2 separate regions of the Mus musculus genome follow, and region 2 is linked to region 1. Evidence: chromatin contacts called from ENCODE POLR2A ChIA-PET data. All regions are on one chromosome and are shown on one strand. The core of a region is the stretch at or near the end of the contact, and the rest is flanking DNA. Distances in the headings are between cores, read along the strand shown.

Region 1 (4,666 bases), core at 1,176-3,675:
CACTGGTATTCTGGAAAATGGTGGTGGGAAGACAACTATTTTGTTTACAGAACCCGGGGCTCATCACATCAAACATAACACATTAGTTTTCTGAATGGAGCTCACCTTGGAAGTGGCATCTTTTAGATTGATAACACCAGATTCAATCATTTCATGGTATAAATCATTGCCCTCACGGGTCCTCTCACCAACACCAGCAAATACAGAGTAACCACCATGGGCTTTGGCGACATTGTTGATTAGCTCCATGATCAGTACTGTCTTTCCAACGCCAGCACCTCCAAAGAGTCCTAGTTTAAGAAGAAATATTTCAGATCTCTGCATTCCCAAATTAAACAGCCTTCAAAAATGTTCAGTTCTGTCCATTTTCCCCTTCTCAGGAACGGCATCTGGCTTCAGCAAATTCAGAAGAACGAAAGTCAGAAGCTAATCATCACTGAAGGCTCAAGCACTCTCAAAAGAAAAAAGGGTCTCCATGCTTTACTGTATTTGGAAAACACGGACCAAAAACCAACGTACCGATTTTCCCACCCTTGGCGTATGGGGCCAGCAGATCCACAACCTTTATCCCAGTCACCAGAATCTCCTGCTCAACACTCATCTCTATGAACTCAGGAGCCTCAGCATGAATAGGAGCAAATCTGTAAGGTTCAGGGAGGAAAGGGTCAGAACCAGGCACCATGCTCAAAAGCCACTGGCCACCACAAACAGTCAAGTCTAATCTTGTTCAAGTTAAGCTGTCACAGAACATCATCTCTCTGCAATAAAAAATATTGTCTCGCCGGGCGTGGTGGCGCACGCCTTTGATCCCAGCACTTGGGAGGCAGAGGCGGGCAGATTTCTGAGTTCGAGGCCAGCCTGGTCTACAGAGTGAGCTCCAGGACAGCCAGGGCTATACAGAGAAACCCTGTCTCGAAAAACCAAAAAAAAAAAGTCTCAAGAACAAATAATCCTCTTTTTTGATATTTTCCTTTTACTGAACTTAATATAACAAAGTTTCTTTATATAACAATAAGAAAATAAAAACCTGTAAATTTTAGAGAATCCATAATGTAACACAGCTTTAAAAAAAGTAACAGGGGGTTCTATGTAGCAAGTTTTCAACAATCCAAACTTCTGTATCTTCATTTTCAATAACTGAATACAACAGAAATGGAAGTAGTACTGTAGGAAAATGTTGCTTTACTACCAGTTATTACCCCATGTGTACAACTGCAAGAAAAGGTTCCCATGTTCACAAATGCAGTGAGAGAAACTTACTGTTTGGTTTTGATAGGACCTCTCTCATCAATAGGTTCTCCAATGACATTCATGATTCTGCCCAAGGTCTCAGGACCAACAGGAATTTTGATTGGTGCCCCTGAATCCAGTACTTTCTGGCCTCTAACCAAGCCTTCAGTGCCATCCATAGCAATAGTTCTGACCGTGCTCTCCCCTGTCAATCAGCATTAACACGTTATAAGCACCAAAACCTAACAGTATGTAATGAAGGGTGATCAAAAGCAAACAGGCCTCCCCTCTCAGCACCTGAGTGTGGCTTCAGCAAACTCAGAAGAACGAAAGTCATTTGGTAAAGTCATCACAGAATGGAGATGGCACGATCTCGTGTTATTTAAGCCTAACAAGCTCTTTCCCACCTCTAAAACGTCCTACTTACCCAAATGCTGGGCCACCTCCAAAACCAGTCTGCTGTCCCTGCCTTGCACTTCCAGGGCATTTAGGATGGGTGGTAATCCCTCATCGAACTGGACGTCCACCACAGCGCCGATGACTGCCACGATTCGCCCGGTGGCAGTGCCTGCCTTCGGGGCCGCAGACGCCTGCGCCGCATAGTCTCTGGCTAGCAGACAAAAAGGTATTGGAAGGCGTTGGTGTTAGGACAGCTTAAGGTCACCCGAATCCCAGATTTATCCCCCGAGGGAAGGTTAGCTGAGCCCAGACTAAGTCTCCTGCAAGATAGGAGGAGGCATGGAGAAGGGCACGCTGCAATCGGGAACCCACCCGCACTGTTTTCCCGACCTCGTGCACAGAACCGCCATTATTCTCGAGTTTGGTATCCCCCTCAAAACCTCAAGGTCGAGGCAGCTGCCGGCCACTCTAGCCTCACAAAATGGGACGCTGCTGGTTATATCAACGCTCCCACGGGCGACTGTCCTTGCACTCCTCGGCTGGACAGTAGTCCGCTGCCCGGGAATCCTTATGGAGAACGGATCCGATAGGCCCAAGCTCAAGGTCACGGGGAGAAGAACCGAACTAGCTCCTCCAGGAAGGCGCTTACCAGGATGAACCCCGGCGGGAGCAGCTCGCAGTAGAAGCTGCGCCTGTGGCAGAGCCGCCGAAGGGCTGAGTCCCCGCAAGGCCCCGGAGGCCGAGGCCGAGGCCACACGCCCCACAAGACTCAACATGGCGGAATCCGGGTGGAGACTGAGCGCCGAAGCGGTCCTCTCCGCCGGTCCTGCAGCTGGGGCGGGGCAACCTCCGCCGTAGGCACAGTAATTGGGTGATTTTGCTGTTCGTCATCACCACTAACGCTTCTATAGGGTAAAAAAACTCGGAGCTTATCAGCTATTGGTCTAAACTGGTGCCAATCTGAAAATTCTCTTTTTTAATTGGAGGAGCCGCCCTCTAAGCCTCGAAACCTAATTGGCCCATGGGAACGTCAGTAGGAGAGGTTTTTGGCGGAACTACGTTGAAATAAAGGGGCGGGGTTCCGTTGAACCTGTGCACTAGGCCGTCTTTGACTGTCCTTGGACCTTGAGTTAGGTGACAGCCGCTAAGGTTGAGTGGCGGCGTCCTGAAAGTCAGGAACCTTCTGTGGCTCCAAAACGTGGGGTTTCCTCGACAGTAGTGAGGGTGGAAGTTTCCAGGCGGCCCAGCAGGTCCGAAACCTGGAGGCTCTTTATCATATAAATCCGTGCAACGAAAGAAACTAAAGCGACCCATCCTTCGACAGACGTTCTGCATCGAGGAGACAAGGTTATTTATTTATAACACTCGAGGGGTAATTTAGAGTCACCTACTTATGTAAAGAATTGCCCTAAGCAGACGTACTGACAGAACCCTGTAATTCCAGAACTTGACAGGTGAAGGCTCAAGATTCCAGGAGCCAACTGAAGCCCCTTGAGACCCTGTCTCAAACACAAAATGAAAGGTCAGAAGTAATAGACCTTTGCTGTGATATGTGTGTGCAGAAATCCGTAAAGTAAAGTAGAAAGGAAGAATACGCTAAGCGAGCCTTTGCCTGAAACCACATTTCTTCGGTTTGGTTGTAGATAAGGCAAAAAAAAAAAAAAAAAAAAAAAAAACGAAATCCGACCCTATAGGGAGATGATGCCAGGTCTCAAAGGACTTTTGAATGAAAGTGGAGGCTGGCCAGAAGTGTGTGTTGCTCTAGGATGGAAAGTCACAGAATCAATGATATCCTTGCCAGCAACAATGGGGATGGGGTGGAGCTCTAACAGGGAAGCCCTTGGTCTTCCTATGAGGATACACAAAGTTGTAGTATTGCACCTTTTTACTTCCTAGCATCCTCCAGTACTTCCCATTTTTCTGCATGATGATGAAAAAAGTTCTCAGTCTGACAGTGGAGAGCTGGCAAAGGCTGTAGCGGGGAACAAAGGAACGCACCCATATCCTCCTCAGCAATTACATGCATGTGTTATTGAAACAGTCTTGCTGTGGTTCAGGCATGCCTTGGACTCAGCCTCCCCATTCTTAAGATAACATCTAATAACCTTGCTAAGTAAGGAAGAGCCCAATGCAGGACAAGATGTTGCACTTCTGTGACACCAGCACTAGAGAGGGGGAGGCAGGAGTTTAAAATCATCCTGGGCTACACAATGAGTTGGAGGCCAGCCTACTGGATAACACTGCGTGGCAATAAGTAAAAAAAAAAATCATAAAATTCAGACAGAAAAGAACCAAAAAGAATGTCAGCATATGATTAGCAAGTAGAAGAAAGAAATATGGGGCTGAAGGGTAATAAGAGGATCGGAGGATGTAATGCAGAGAGTCAAGAGGCTGTCTGGTGAGACGTCTCAGTGGATAAAACCATGCACTGCTCTCACAGAGGACTGGAGCTCAGTTCCCAGTATGCACATTGTGCAGCTGGCAACTGCCTATAATTCCAGGGATCCAACACCATCTCCTGGCCTCTAGAAACACAGCACTCCTGTGCCCTCTGTCCTCACAGGCACCAGGCAAACAATGAATACAGGCAAATCACTGACTTATACAAATCAACATGAATCAAGAATCAGGGTGATAGCCAGGCATGGTAGCACACGCCTTTAATCCTAGCAGATTTCTGAGTTCGAGGCCAGCCTGGTCTACAAAGTGAGTTCCAGGACAGCCAGGGCTATACAGAGAAACCCTGTATAAAACAAAAAGAAAACCAAACAAACAAACAAAAAGAGTCAGGGTGATAGCCAGGCAGCGGTGGTGCACGCCTGTAATCCCAGCACTTGAGAGGCAGAGGCAGGTGGATTTCTGAGTTTGAGGCCAGCTTGGTCTACAAAATGAGTTCCAGGACAGCTAGGACTATACAGAGAAACCCTGTCTCAAAACAAAACAAACAAACAAACAAACAAAAAAACAAAACAACAACAACCCAAACCAAACAAAACCAAACAAAACAAAAAAATCTCAAAACAACAACAACAATAAA
Region 2 (4,666 bases), core at 1,202-3,701, 330 kb before region 1:
AGAGCATGCCTATAGTGCCAGGGCTGGAAAAAGTCAGAAGACAGTGAGAAAGCAGGGCTTTAGATCATTCCCGGCAGGGATGTAAGCCTGGAGTACTCAGATCCCCAAACATCCAGACTCTCACAAGGGAAATGTTTTCTCACACAGAGAATACTCAGTAATGTCGCTATAGGTGTAAACTGAAACACCCCTGAAGGGATAAGGCTTTAAAAAAAGACAAAGGGGTGGGGACTGAGAGAGCGGGTTTACTCATAAACAGGAAGAACGAAGGCAGGTACGGTAGCTCATGCCTGCAATCCCAACACCCAGGAGGCTGAGACAGGAAGATCACTGTGAACTCGGTCAGGAGAGGCTACCAGGCAGGACCTTTTCTCAATTGGGAAGGAGGAAGAAAGCAGAGATAGTGTTGTTCTAGGTAGGCAACTTGGTCGACCAGGAAGCAAAAAAAAACCAGGTTGACCAGGCTCATGCCTGAAAAGATGGGACTGAGGGCTATTCCAGGGCCCTGAGAATCGGAGTCAATGAGACACAGCATGACTAATTAAACTCCCCGGCTCGTTATCCTGTGTGTATCAATAGTGAAAGGGCTAAGTTAGGAGAGTACCTGATGATCTTTCATGCAGAACACAAAGGCTACTGGGTCTCCTGAATTGGGTACATGTGCTCCTAGTTCAGTGTGTCTTCTCAGTGAATGAGAGAGATGTAAAGCCCAGAATTTTTCTTCACTGTGGTCCAGAGAGGAGAGAGTTGATGTTCCTCCCCACCCCACATAACACGGGAGGAGGAATGCTTCCTTCCTTTGAACAACACTTCATTTCCCAACCATCTGGCACATGCACCTGTACCTCAGGAAAAAAAAAAAAAAAAAAAAAAAGCTTCCAGGAACAGGTACTATATTGGCTGTGCTTGGTCTCCTAGGGACAAGAAATTCCAAACACAGAAACCAAAAAGCCTCCTGTAATGGGAAAATTAACCCTTAGGAAAACAGACCAGGAGTTGTAAGACAAGCATTGAATCAGGAGAGAGGGGGAAGGAGGGTGGGCTTGGATTCCAGTCCTAGCTCTGCCATCCACTGACAGGACAGCTTCAAACAAGCCGTGTAGCCAACTGTCAAACAGATATGACACTTGCATTTTCTAACCTATTGTCCTGCAAATCAAATGAGATAAACTCTGAGTGCACGTGTAAGACTGCTGTATTACTTGTTGCAACAGAATGGCAAAATAAACTCACAGTGAGAACCAGAGGAAATGCTTGAAAATGCTTGTTCCTTCTTTTCAATCACTGGGAAGTAGGCCCTGCCACAAGGTTTACTGAAGACACTGCATAACAAATGCACCCCTCACCCTCCCTTGGCACTATCCAATCCCACTCTTTCTTGGGGGAACACTAGTAGCCACCCATCCTGCTACAGTAGTTAAAACTACTGTATAAGAAGTAGCTGCCAAGATTCTCATAGGTCAATCTCCCAAGAACAGTGGCCTTGGTAACCATCACATTTGCTACCAGTTGAAATGAAGTTTCATGAAATGAAGTTAGTGTACCAATCCAAAACACCCTCATCCTGCTTTTTCAGGTCTTTCTCCTGCCCCTACTCCCACCCCCCCTCACTCTCTACCCCACAAATGCCCTGCCTCCTGGACTGGGGTGGGCTTTCCAGTGTATTAAACGAGTGGATGGATCGTGCGTATCAGAGAGCGGGGCTGCAAATCATTCAGGGTCAAAGATGTAAGGAATGTAAGAGTCCTCCACGGAGAGGCGGGAGGGGAGAGAAGCGGCGAAGGAATAAAAGAGAAAGACAAGGCTGCCAAAGACAAGGCATGGGAAAGAAGCCAAGCTATGGCGCTTGGAGGGCGGAGGTTTGGGTTCCGCGGTCCCTGCCAAGGCTAGCCCCCAGAACGTTCCCTTCGCCTCCAGGCCTGTCAATCATTGCCATTTAAACTCCATGTTGTCCCTCAGCCCCAGCAATCAGCTCCTCCCGGGTCCTCAGGCTGGCCCAAGGCCACTCCCGCACTTCCCGAGGCTCTCCCTACTCCAGAGGATCTTCCAAAGCTCCAGAGCCCCCAGCTAGCTCACCTCCCGACTCCTCCCAGCTGAGCTCCCTTCCTCCATTTTCCTCCTCCTCTCCACCCTTCCTCCCTACCCCCAGCACTTCGGACCCAGGCACCAATCCACAGGGACCTCGCCCCCTCTCCCCCCCAACCCCCCAGGGTTAGAAGCTCGCCCAGGCGCATTACGCACCACCCGGAACGCAGCCTGGTTTCTCCGGACGCGGGGCCTGGCTGCAGCTGAGGACACGGCGGCCGCGTAGCACACTGTGTGCCCGGTCTCAGCCTTTCCCCGTAGGGGAAGGGGAAGGTAAGGATGGGGAAGAAGGTTCCGACCACTCCTCGCTGTCTCGGGTTAGCCCTTAGCCACGCCCACTGCTGCTACGCAACGGGGCGGAAGCTCGTCACCAAGCCCCGCCTCTCTATTTAACTCGGCGGCGCCTGGATGCTCCTTGCGAGCGGCCTATGAGAGGCGGGGGCTAGCTGGGCCTCCGCTCTGGGCCGGAAGTTCTTAGGACGGACAGTGTAGCCTTTTGGGAGGGAGGGCTCTATGTGCTTCAGGTGTGAAGCTCCGGGGCGACCCTGGGTGTCCCGCCTTGCAGAGTTACTTGGTGCTGGGTGGTGCACGGCTCGGGTGCCAGACCTGGTGCAGCGCTGGGACGAGGTCGCCGCGGGGCAGCTGGTCTGCAGCGTGGCCTGCTGTCCTCCCAGCCCTTCAGTTTCCAGAGCTGTGGTCAGCATCCCGGAGCCTCCCGACCTGTGACTCACAGTCATGGGGATGGATGCTGCTGTTAACTTAGGAGGCCGCAGGATGGAGAGGGAGGGAGTGTCTCACCGCAAAGCTTTGATCTAGGGTGCTGCAGGGGTCGTCCACCTCCCAGCCACACACTCTTGTAGTATTCCTGATGGCTCTTCAAAAACTCAGACCGCCCGAAACATTAATGGATTTGATTTCCTAAGGCTGCAACACTGTGGTTAGGGGAAATGGGTGGGAGAGAACCCGAGGAGAGTCGTGGTGGAGTTTAAAGCGCTCTGTGTTAGGTAAGCGGGGAAGCAAGACAAGGAATGCAATTACATTACCTCTTAGGCTAATCTGGTGTCAAATAGTATTTGTTGTAGATACTCTCTTTTTTAAAGGGCAATTCACATTAGTACATATGTAACTAGCTTATTCGTGAGAATACAGAGCTAGCTGCTTCCTTTGAAGACAATATGACGAGTACCAGAGGAAACTTAAGCTTCTAGGTGTCTCTGAGATACAATAAAATAAGGAAACAGGAATCGGATGTGCCTTTGTGAACCAAGTCAAACTTGCTTCCCTCCCCTCCCTCTCCCCTAGTCAGGGTTTCTCTTTGTTGCCCTGGCTGTCCTGGAATTCACTATGTAGGATAGGCTGGCCTTAAACTCAAGAGATCCGCCTACCTCTTGCCTCCCCAGTGTCCACCTGGCTTGAGGCTTGCTTTTTATGTTCCGGGTTCAACGTCTTTCAAAGGAGAGTGAATCTGCGTATTATCTTTCTATGGCGAAAATGCTGCTTGTCCCAGAGCCCTGAGCCGAACCGTTCGGTACATTAAAGATGATGTGTAAGCTCCTGCCATGTCCAAGGTACTGGCTTTTAACTAACTTTCCATTTTCATGTGTAAAATGGGCAGTGGTGGCGCACGCCTTTATCCCAGTACTTGGGAGGCAGAGGCAGGTGGATTTTTAAGTTGGAGGCCAGGCTGGTCTACAGAGTGAGTTCCAGGACAGCCAGGGCTACACAGAGAAACCCTGTCTCAAACTCCTTCCCTCCGCCCCCCGCAAAAAAAAAAAAAAGAATTGCCGAGAAAACAAGCAAAGAAACAGACTGGAACTAAAACGTTTTCCTGCTGCATTCCATCGCCCTTGGACCTTTTTTCCACTGTGACACTAGTTGAAGAGAAAATGAAATGTTTAAGAGCCCAAAGTGCATTCTTTGGGAGGAAGGGAGGATTGGTATCTGGGGCGCCCCCTGGTGGTCCATCCATCTTTCCCTCTACGGAACTAATACACTGCAAGGTTCCTTTAAAACCTAAAACTGCCCCCTTCGCGGCAAGTGAATCTCGGAGCCTGATTGGATGGGTGGTGGCCGAAGGTGGGGCGCTTTGGGAGGCAGATCGGACCTTATTGGCTGGAGGAGGTCAGGGGACGTTTCCGGGAATGTAAGCGCTCCGGCGTTCCTCTCCGCAGCATCCGGCGGCAGCCAGCCCCCTGGCTCCCCCTGCGGGTGGCTCGGCGGTGTGCACAGTCCGGCCTGCTGGCTGGGTGGGTGGTGGGCTGCGAGTGGGGGAGGGGATGGACCGAGTTCTGGGTTGTGGGGATGCGGGTTCAGGAAGATCTGCCGAGTGAGATTCTGTTTCCTGGAGCTGCATCGGGTTCCCTCCGAGTCTCCTTCAGCCTCCCGGCTTCGGAGCGTGAGACTGAAAGCATCCTGACATAGGGCCTACCAGCCCCTAAGCATCTTACCCAGAGATCTATAAGTTCTGATCTTGAAGTACGAGGCCCCCAGGGAAGTTCGTTTCTAACCCCCCAGAAGGGTTAGAGGGGGACCGAGGCTGCCAGATTCCAGCCTGCTGTGGTGGGTAGGCCGAGCGGGAGCA

What was found. ChIA-PET counts read pairs that join two places held with the same protein, here RNA polymerase II (POLR2A).
Region 2: POLR2A ChIA-PET joins it to region 1 with 13 read pairs in embryonic stem cell. The contact joins the promoter of Rnf41 here to the promoter of Atp5b in region 1. POLR2A ChIA-PET finds 5 or more read pairs at or near these places in 2 of 5 experiments (Patski and embryonic stem cell).

Annotation. Positions count from the first base shown.
Region 1 is chr10:128,081,066-128,085,731 of GRCm38, reverse strand. Atp5b (ATP synthase, H+ transporting mitochondrial F1 complex, beta subunit) reads right to left here and starts at 2,425. Exons shown (of 10, transcript NM_016774.3): 1 at 2,279-2,425; 2 at 1,658-1,840; 3 at 1,261-1,435; 4 at 520-641; 5 at 106-290. The coding sequence starts at 2,405. It overlaps Snord59a (a small nucleolar RNA gene), which reads right to left and starts at 1,590; the gene lies at 1,516-1,590. Mir677 (microRNA 677) reads right to left here and starts at 446; the gene lies at 369-446.
Region 2 is chr10:128,409,401-128,414,066 of GRCm38, reverse strand. Rnf41 (ring finger protein 41) reads right to left here and starts at 2,451. Exons shown (of 7, transcript NM_001164237.1): 1 at 2,242-2,451. It overlaps Nabp2 (nucleic acid binding protein 2), which reads left to right and starts at 4,217. Exons shown (of 7, transcript NM_027257.2): 1 at 4,217-4,331.